Regions from separate parts of the Homo sapiens genome. Here region 2 is linked to region 1. A link is a loop called in an ENCODE intact Hi-C map of the cell type or tissue named here. Cell type or tissue: breast epithelium. All regions are shown on one strand. Each heading gives the region's core, and the rest is flanking DNA. Links, peaks and the distances in the headings are about the cores only. Region 1 overlaps DIS3L2 (DIS3 like 3'-5' exoribonuclease 2). Region 2 overlaps DIS3L2 (DIS3 like 3'-5' exoribonuclease 2).

The links. Peaks named below come from ENCODE experiments on the same cell type or tissue, not always from the same donor. Only the 100,000 strongest peaks of a DNase experiment are listed, where the experiment ranks them.
Region 2: it touches region 1 in a loop (5-fold over the local background); 1 of 110 quality-filtered maps calls a loop at or near these places.

Annotation. Positions count from the first base shown.
Region 1 is chr2:231,972,749-231,978,128 of GRCh38, reverse strand. All of the region lies in intron 1 of DIS3L2 (DIS3 like 3'-5' exoribonuclease 2), which reads right to left. Among named protein-coding and RNA genes, the nearest start is that of DIS3L2, 14 kb to the right of the region's middle. In breast epithelium, for the core only: no CTCF peak of the experiment used is centred there; no DNase peak of the experiment used is centred there.
Region 2 is chr2:232,226,201-232,231,580 of GRCh38, reverse strand. The region is part of intron 10 of DIS3L2 (DIS3 like 3'-5' exoribonuclease 2); the gene reads right to left. Among named protein-coding and RNA genes, the nearest start is that of MIR562, 56 kb to the right of the region's middle. RefSeq lists an enhancer at 1-118 and a silencer at 814-903. In breast epithelium, for the core only: no CTCF peak of the experiment used is centred there; a DNase peak (open chromatin) is centred at 2,092; H3K27ac peaks cover 1,160 bases.

The DNA.
Region 1 (5,380 bases), core at 193-5,192:
GAATGCATATAAAAACATACATAGTCTTTTAATTCTAGACTCAATCTTTTCCACTGAAAATCTGCCAGGTTCTATCATGTCCTTCTATCACCTTCTAGGAGTTAACAAAAACCTCGATTTTCATCTTTTCTTCTGAAGTTGTATCACAAGGAGACTCATGGAGGTAGGGCAGGGATACAAGAAAGGGCAATGGATCTTCTGATCAAACACAAACCACTGACAATCACTTCAGACCAGAACTCAAGAATAAAAACAAAAAACATGTGTAACACAATTAAAAGCACTGCAAGAAGAATGAGACAATTTTAACAGCTAGATAGTTTTCCATTAATTATTTTCTAACTGATCAAAATTCCATGAAACCCATTTGAAATCTCAGCTTTCAATTCCTTTGAGATACAAATATTACACTGAGTCCAATTGAGTATTTGCAGTGTCAGAGCAAATTCTACATGTGGTGGGTAGTTTTGAGTTCAAGGACAGTGTCACATGTATTCCTTCCTACTGGCCAGAAGTTTCGAAGTCCCCGAGAATCAGGCCTGGGCTCTGCCCACAATACTATAATCTGAGTGTTCCTTTCATTAGCACAGTACAAGATCACACAATGACCCTTAAGCTGAGGCAGGATCCTGGATGCCTGAGGAAGTGGGATACTCTTTGGGTATGGTAAAAGCCAAAGGCTGAGACAATCAATAAATTAATTAGCATGAAGTATGCTGACTTCTTTGGAAGGAATTTTATGAACACAGGATTTAAGACTTCTTATACAATAAACAATACAATCACAAGTGCTAATAAAGTAGAACTAAGGGTGCTACAGCATGAAAATGTTATCAATCAATCAATAAACCTCTGAATTAATTATATATAAGATTGTACAGACAGACGGTCCTCAACTTATGATGGTTCAACTTACAATTTTTCAACTTTACAATGGTGCAAAAGCTATATTCATTCAGTAAAATTGTACTTCAAGGACCCCATGACCAGTTTTTCACTTTCAGTGCAGTATTTAATAAGTTACATGAGGTATTCAACACTTTATTATAAAAAAGACTTTGTGTGGCCGGGCGCGGTGGCTCACACCCGTAATCCCAGGCGTGGGAGGCTGAGGCGGGCGGATCACGAGGTCAGGAGATAGAGACCATCCTGGCTAACATGGTGAAACCCCATCTCTACTAAAAATACAAAAAATTAGCTGGGCGTGGTGGCGGGCACCTGCTGTCCCAGCTACTCGGGAGGCTGAGGCGGGAGAATGGCATCAACCCGGGAGGCGGAGCCTGCAGTGAGCCAAGATCGCGCCACTGTACTCCAGCCTGGGCAACAGAGCGAGACTCTGTCTCAAAAAAAAAAAAAAAAAAAAGGCTTCGTGTTAAATGATTTTGCCAAACTTTAGGCTAACATAAGTGTTCTGAACACATTTAAGGTAAGCTAAGCTAAGCTATGATGTTCAGTAGGTGTATTACAATCATTTTCAATTTGTAATTTTTTTTTTTTTTTGAGAGAGGGTCTCGCTTTGTTACCCAGGCTGGAGTACAGGGGTGAGATTTCAGCTCACTACAACCTCCACCTCCCAGGCTCCAGTGATCCTCCCACCACAGCCCCCCAAGTAGCTGGGACTATAGGCACGCACCACCATATACCCAGCTAATTTTTTGTATTTTTGGTAGAAACAGGTTTCACGTTACCGAGGTTGGTCTCGAACTCCTGAGCTCAAGCAATCTGCCCGCCTCAGCCTCCCAAAGTGTTAGGATTACAGGCGTGAGCTACCGTGCCTGGCCCAATCTATGACATTTTCAACTTATGATGGGTTTATTGGAATGCAACGCCATCAGAAGTCAAGAAGGATCTGTATTAGGGAATTAAAGGAAATTTTAAAAGATACCTTCCCTGGATCAGAAGCATACAGTAGTTAAATAGAAAAGAGTTGTAATGTACACTATAGGGGTGATGGGTACACTAAAAGCCAACACTTCGCCACTATGCAATTCATCCATGTAAAGAAAGCCTCTTGTACCCCTAAAACTATTGAAATAAAAACTGAAATAAATACTCCACAATTCAATCCAACCTCCCTTCTCATCTGCTTTCCATATTCACATTTACTTCTTAAACAGGGGTGTGTGTGTGTGTATGTGTGTGTATGTCTAAGAGAGAAAGAGGAGAGAAAAAGAGAGTAAGAGAGAGAGAGAAGAAGAAGGAGGACTGGGAATGAGAACATAGAAATAAGTGAGAATAAAGAACAGGAAAGTAATAGTTATTAGAATTGTATTCCAGAAAAGCATTACCTCCAGGGCCTCTAAGGGAGCTTTCTTTCTCTAACCACATCCCTCTCCTCACTCCCTCAAGCTTGCAAGACTGCTCTTCCTTCTTCTAACTTCTGGTCCTTCATCCCTCATCTTTTTTTTTTTTTTTTTTTTTTTTGAGGCGGAGTCTCGCTCTGTCGCCCAGGCTGCAGTGCAGTGGCGCAATCTCAGCTCACTGCAAGCTCTGCGTCCTGGGTTCACGCCATTCTCCTGTCTCAGCCTCCCAAGTAGCTGGGACTACAGGTGCCTGCCACCACGCCTGGCTAACTTTTTTGCATTTTTTTAGTAGAGATGGAGTTTCACCATGTTAGCCAGGATGGTCTCAATCTCCGGACCTCGTGATCCGCCTGTCTCAGCCTCCCAAAGTGCTGGGATTACAGGCGTGAGCCATGGTGCCCGGCCCATCCCTCATCTTTTTTTTAACCTCTCAGTTGAGCAACCCCATTTCTGCTTTCCCTTCCCTGGATTCTTAGCCTCAAAGAGATATAATATATAATAATAATATTGGAAAGAAATTATAGAATCCTGTTCCAACTGCCTCAGAGTCCAGAGCTCTTCATGCTAGTGACCTCATTATTTTGCACAGAGTCCCCTGAAGGGCCTGGTCAGAGGTTTCCTACATTCTTTTAGCTTGGCACTCTGGCATGGGCATAGTCCAGGGACACATTCCAATTTCCTAAAGCTGAAAAGTCCCATCTGAGATTCTAAGATCTTTACTAAAACTAACCTTAATTGAATGCCGTTCAAAAGTGTAAACAGTAGATAAACCAGTTCAACTCTATACCCAAGTATTTGTTAAATTATGGTGAGACAAACGATAAAACTACTCATTTTTCAATAATTATTGTATTGTATTGAAGACTTTCCTTTATAAAAGGAAAGCAACCAAACGGATACAATAGTCTGAAGGGCATATATGTTTTCTAAATAAATAACATTAGTAATTACTTCTCTGAATACTATATCACTTTACTGTATTTTTAAGAGATGATTTGTTTATTCTATTAGCCTAAGAGATCAGAAGATTATAATACATCCTTTTATCACTTATAATTTGAATAGCTTTATGTTCTGATAGCATTTACAATCAAGAAATATAAGCATTATTGATTCTAACATCTCCAAATCCCAGCATTTCTAAGTAAATAAATACATATACCTTACATGTTTGAGGAGACAGCTATGTAAAAAAATTTTTTTAAAAAAGAATTGTATTCCATATGTTCAAGAAGCTAAAGACTGGCTATGTTAAGAGACCTGGGATATTAAAAAAAAAAAAAAAGATCCAAATTAAACTTCTAGAGATAAAAACCATGTCAACTGAGATGAAAAATACACTGAATGGGACAACAGATTAGACACCACAGAAAAAAAAAATTAGGAACTTCAAGATGTAGCAAGAGAAATTATCCAAAATGAAACAAAGAAGGAAAAAAGACTGAAAAAAAAATTGACAGCTGAGACCTTGAGGCTATTCCAGCCAGTCTGCTGCCAGGGACCCATGTTTTTGCTCCACTACTTAGAGCCTCCTGCCTTCCCCTAGGGAGGTGTCCTTCTGCTCCAGCTTCCCTCCCCTGTCCCTTTTTGGCCCCTATGTGCTCCTCTTTTACTTAGACTTGTGCACACAGAGACAAGCACACCCCCTTGTCCCCCACTTCACCAATTTCTGGTGGCTGAAATCCACCCTCACAGACTTCAAAGGAAGATATTCTTGAGATAATGAAAAGTAACATCTTTGCATATGAAAGGAAAAAGGTTAAAGTATATATATATATTTTTTTAACTGTATTAGGAACATGGGAAGCTTTTTAAAAACAAGGTTTTATTTACTGTAGAGATGAATGCAAGTCAGAACCAGTATCTCTTAGTCTACTTAATTAAAACCAGCTCATACATCCCTTAGGGGTTTATTATTAATTATTATTATTGTGGTTGTTGTTATAGTTGTTGTAATTATTAGTTGGGGTTTCTTTTGTTTTTCTTCACAGTTCTCCACATTAAACTCACAATATTGTGGGGAAAAGCCATAACTAAACTCTATGCTGCAGTGAGATATAGGAGTAATCAGCTCCCAGTAACATATGTAGCCCGAGTTGCAGCTTGTAATAATCACCAATGATTTAAAGCTTTTGGCTGGGTGTGGTGGCTCACACCTGTAATCCCAACACTTTGGGAGGTCTACGCAGGAGGATCCCTTGAGCTGAAGGAGTTCAAAACCAGCCTGGGCAACACAGTGAGACCCTGTCTCTATAAAAATAAAATTATATTTTAATGTAAATAAATAAAGCTTTATTTAGCCTTGATCTCTACCCTCATAGTCAGGTCTTCCCATATTTTATTACTGAAGTGGGAAAATGTATTATTTGTTTGTTGTTTTGCTTCTGTCCCAATATTAAACTATGAAATTTGTGATTTGTTTAAGTTCTGGGTGAATCACAGCTTTATCTGTATGTCCAGCTCATTTGTTTCTATGTATTTTGTTTGATTCTCTCTTTCTTTCAAGGCTTCTACAAAAATATATACGTGTGTGTGTGTGTGTATAAACATGTAAATATATACATACGGATCTTCTGAAAAGTGTGTTAAGTTCGTTCAAGTAATAGATAACTTTAATAGCCTTATATGGCAAAAAGGAATTGAATTTGCAGTTAAAAACTTTTCTACAAAGAAAACTTGAGACCAGATGGATTCACTGGTAAATTCCACTGAACATTTAAGGAAACTATACCAGTTCTATGCAAACTGTTCCAGAAAACCGAAGAAAAGGAACATTTTCCAATTCATTCAAGGTTTCCAGCGTTACCCTGATATCAAAAACAAAGATATTACAAAACACAGTTCAAACCAGTATCATTCATAAACAGAAATGCAAATTTTTTAAACCAGATTTTAGGAAATCAATTGCAACAATATATAAATAGAATAAGAATATGGCAGAATCAAGTGGGGTTTATCCCAGGAATGAAAGGTTACTTTTAGGACCAGGCATGGTGGTGCACACCTGTAATCCCAGCACTTTGAGAGGCCGAGGTGGGCAGATCACCTGAGCTCAGGAGTTTGAGACCAGCTTGGGC
Region 2 (5,380 bases), core at 68-5,067, 250 kb before region 1:
TCCTCAGGTAAAGTGGCAATTATTATTATTTTTTTCTCTCTTTTAAAGCCAAAATATGTCTCCCTAGAGTTTTCACTTATTGGCTCCAGTTCTGGCTCATAAGGGTGCCCAGAACAAGCCCATCTCCTTGGAGGACAGCAATCTGGCCAAGAGAAAGGAGTGAAGCAGGGCTAGGTGCTTTTAGGGTAGCACCAGCTTTAATTACTGAGACAGCCAGCATATGGCCCCTGGGACTTTTCTGCTTCAGGCTAAACAACCACATGGTTTAGCTTTCAATTACCTCATAATCTTCCTAATAACCATCTTCATTCATTCAATCAGCCACACAACAAATACTTACTAAGCTCCTACTATGTACCAGTCCTTTTCTAGGCACTGTAGACATACAAGAAAACTGACAAGGTCCCTTCTCATGTCAAGCTTCCAGTCTAGTGGGGAGAGAAAGGCAATGAGCAAACAAACAAATGACAAGATTACTTAGATAGTAAAAAGGACTTTGGAGAAAATAAAACAGCGAATGTCTGGAGCCTATTTTAGAGTTCATTAGTAATGAAAAGGTGTCTATGAGGAAACAGACTGAGACCTGTGGGTCTAAAAAAGACCATGTCACGTGATGACATGGGGGAGAGCATCCCAGGCAGGAGAGCCAGAGCGAAGGATGGGGGGTGGGCGCAAGCTTGCTGTGTCTAGGGACACAGCTGTGGCTGGAAAGCAGGGAAGAAGTGGAAGCAGGGAGGCTAGTGAGGTGGATGGGCCCTGAGAAGAGCTGCCCTGCTGGGTCAGGATGAGGCATTCTTTACTTCAAGTGCAATGGGAAGCCACCAGGGAGCGCTAAGTGGAAAGGTAACTTGAATGTACCATACTCACTTTCTCACTTTGCCACCTCACCCACTCTGCAGACCATGGCTCTATTAATGCCATCTGCAGTCATACTGAACAAAAACAAAGAGCCTCAAGACCACAATCAGAAGTACAACCTGCTGGACACCTTGACAGATAGAACAGATGTTGGACTTCCTGTCCCTCAGGTTGGTTTCCACCCAGTCTATGATGGGAACACAATGCTCTGGCTTGGGTCACCCCTCTTGACCCTGTGGCCAGTTTTCCCAACATAGGAGCCTCAACAGAGATAGAAAACAGTATTCTGGAAGCTCAGAAAGGGTAATCCAACCAAGGGGGCTGAGCGAAAGGGATGTTCCGCTGTTCAAACGGCACCAGCGATGAGGGGCCTTACTTAGGGCAGCTCATGCAGCCAGGATGCGGGCCCTGGCCTTAGCATGATCCTACTGAATTTTGGAGACAGACTCAATTGGGCTTGGATCACCTTGTGGCCACACAATAAACTCCACCTTTTACTTGGGATAAGCACATTCCCTCTGAGAAACACTGATTGGGTTGCTAGGTAAGAGGGACAACTCAAACGCTGGCATCTTCCAGTTCCATGTGGTATTCGTTATGTAATCTTACACAAAAGCTGACCACCAGTATAGCAAGCCATGGCAGCACTCCATGGCCATGACGTGGTGATGGTTTGAGGATATTTTACAAACTTAAGAGAAGCTGAAGTGAAAAAAAAATCTGGGGTAAGTAAATCTGAATGAAATGCAGGAACCCACCATGAGGAGGGGGTAGCATAGGATGACTTCTTAGGTCTCCCCAAAGGTCAGGATTTGAAGAGTCTGGATTTTCTTCTTCTTTTTTCCTCTTTGCCATCCAGCAAGAGGTTAATGAGGACCTTTAGTTGCAAACTCCTTAACTGGTGAGCTCATCTTCTGGAACAGAGCAGCTTCAAGAACCTTTTCCCTTCATTATTACTAAGGGCTCTATCAATCTGCAAGTACTCAACTAAACTGCCCACACAGCAATTTTTGTCATGTTCAATGTAATTCTCAGGCATCTAAGTTTAAATTTATATGAACAGCATGTATGAGGAACACCCAGGTAGTAAATTCCACTTTTTCTCTTCCAAATGACTTGAGCAATGGCCTTCTTCATTAACAGGAAAGAGAATGAGGAGCTGAACTTGCGAGGCTGGCGCACTCAACGTCTGGGAATTTCCAGGCTTTTCAGCAGTGAGTGGGGAAAGCCCAGGTCAGCCGGTCAAGCCTGGGACAGAGCACAGGCTCCAGAGAAGCTCTGAGAGCAGCAGGGCAGGCACTTGGTCCTTACTCAAAGCCAAAAGACAGTGAAGCCCTAGGGACTGCGAAGGACCCTAGAAGGTCATTACAAAGTGAGCAGGTCAAAGTAATAAGGGCTGGGGTACAGGTGGGTTGGGAATGGAGCAGGACTGGCTGTGGAATGAGGGATACAGGGGCTAGGTGATGGGAACAATGGGTTTCATTATACTCTTCCTTCTACTTTTGTGCATGTTCAAAATTCTTCATCCAAAAAAAAAGAGAAGAGGCAGGACTGAAGCCAAGAAAAGAAAAAAGTTTGAAAAGGACAAATCCAGTTAAGTAAAACTAGCTCAAAGTTTTAAAACAACAACGAGCCAATAGAGGCAGAAGTTGAAGGTTACTGCTAAGAAAGAGCAGAATAAAAATGTCCTCAGTGATGATCTTTAGAGGCAGCAGATACAGGGATTGTTCCTTCATCCGTTACACACTTTTGTAATGTTTTCAGTTTTCAAAGGCAGGAAAAGCAATAAGGATAAAAAGTATAAAATAAAAAATGCAAACCCTGCTTTAAAATATCTGGAGAAAAATATATGAAGAAGGTAACAATGGTTTTGAGTGATAGGATTTTGAATTTTTCTTTTTGCTTAGATGTAAACTTTAATTCTTGAATAATAAGTGTGTTACTTGGTAAAGAGTCTTGGATTTTTAGAATAAAACACACCAACAAAATGCTATGTCCACCCCAGCCACCTGTGTACCTCTTGACTTCCCAGCACACACCAAGAAACAGCACTACTGGCCAGCCTGAGCAGGAGGCAGTAAATTGATGCCAGCTTATTGGTCAATTCTCCTGGTGGATTATGGTGACTAAAGCACTTTGCAGGCAAGCTCTATAAAGGTGAACTTAGTAAATGAAGTAGCAGAGAACTGGGCATACTCCTTCTGAACAGGAAACAACTATTTTCATGCCAGAAATGTAACTACAGTAGGCAGCAGGTCATGGCATGTGTCGTCATCTCTTTTATGGGCTTCGGCACATACGGCCAGCATGGGGACCTAGTCTTTCTTATGTCTGAGGCTGTGCAGGGAATGCGTGTGTGGAATCCCAGCAGAATGGTTTCCCCCAGGTCTAGGTCTAAAAACAGAATTGTAGCATATTTTCATTCATTTGTGGACTTTTCTATTTTTTAAAAGTCCCAGCCGGGTGTGGTGGCTCACGCCTATAATCCCAGCAGTTTGGGAAGCTGAGGCGGGTGGATCACCTGAGGTCAGGAGTTGGAGACTAGCCTGACCAACATAGAGAAACCCCATCTCTACTAAAAACACAAAATTAGCCGGGCCTGGTGGTGCATGCCTGTAATCCCAGCTACTCAGGAGGCTGAGGCAGGAGAATCGCTTGAACCGGGAGGCGGAGGTTGCCGTAAGCCAAGATAGCACCATCGCACTCCAACCTGGGCAACAAGAGCAAAACTCCATCTCAAACAAACAAACAAAAATAGTCCCTCTATTAACAAGACATAATTACTAGTCTCTACCAGCCAAATATACAAGAGATATATAATTTTCAATGTTTTAAAGAAATATAAAACAACTATGTGTATTAAAATGCCTATAAACTAAACGTTAACTGTTAACTGCTTAATCCAATCCCAGCATTCCTTACATCAGAAATTGAAACAACTTTCATATTTACCTAGAATTCTGAAAGGCAAAAGCTCACTGCTTTATATTCCGGTGACAAAAACCCTTAGTGGCTTTTCTCTCACACTGGAGATACCTTTTGGGTTATTATTTTCTCACCATGCCCAATTAGCTCTTTTGGATCCAATCACTCAGTTTCACTTATTAATTTATTTGCATGAAAGGGAAACCATTTCTGACTCCCCAAGACGTCACAAAAGTTAACAAGAAATTATATACATAATTTATGTATGCCTGTGGTATGAGAATCCACCATACTGGTGGTCTCATAATAACGGCATATTGACTGCTTACTTTTTAAAGCACTTCATTATATTAATTCATTTAATCTTCCAATGCTATGAGACGCATCTCTTTCTACAGATAAAGACACTGAGACCCAGGGAGGTCAGACACCTTGTGTCAAGGTCTGACTCCAAAACTGGAGCTCCTAACCACTGCATTATGGAGACTCGCCCCTCAGCATCGGGTTCTTGACAAACTCATACTTGCTTCTTTTTCAACACCTGTAGACTACAAGCGCTCTCAATTTAATTTTAAAAGATTACACATTCATTCTGCAGAACAAACATTTTGACAAGTAGAACAAGTAAGTAGACATAGTATGATTTTCAACATGACTGAAAGTAATTCCTTTACAGAAACAATAAATATTTGTTGAAATGAAAACCTTGTCAAGTAGTCTTTTAACTACTGGTCACTTTCTATTTCTGAGCTGTCCATATATCAGTTAGTTATAACTCAATTTCCTGGGTTTTTTTTTGTTTTTGTTTTTGTTTATTTGTTTGTTTTTGAGACAGGGTCTTGCTCTGTCACCCAAGTTGGAGTGCAGTGGCACGATCATGGCCCACTGCAGCTTCCACCTCCTCAGGCTCAAGTGATCCTTCCACTTCAGCCTCCTGAGCAGCTGAGACTACAGGCAAGCACCATCATGCTCAGCTAATTTTTTAATTCTTTGTAGAGACGGGGTCTCACTATGCCCAGGCTGGGGTCGAACTCCTAGGCTCAAGCAATCCTCCCACCTCGGCCTCCCAAAATGTTGGGGTTACAGGCGTGAGCCACCCCACCTGGCCTTGAACATGACTTTTGTATTTTGTAATAGATATGGATGTGGTATAGTAGGGGAAAGATGTCCTGTCCTCATGACACACGCTCAAGTTCACTTGTAGCCTCTCTCACTAAAATGGAGTTAAGACTCTTCAGATGCCATAGCTCCTGGATGATAACAATAGTTTTATTCATTGTGGCTGGCATATAAATACACTCAACTATTTCTTGATTAAATGAATAATCTTCACAAAAGTTCTATGAGGTAGGTACTATTAATATTTACATTTTACAGATGAAGACATTCAGACTCAGAGAGGTTAAATGATTTGCCCAATGTCAGACAGTCAGTAAATGGCAAAGCCAGGATTAGAACATTGTCTGACTCCAGTAACAATGTGCTCACCTATCATACCAAAGGACCATATGGTGGTGCAGCCTTTTCCTAAGGCTGACTATGATTAACAATGTTTCAATCATTATTACAGTTACCAGTATCTCTTAACTTTTTGTTT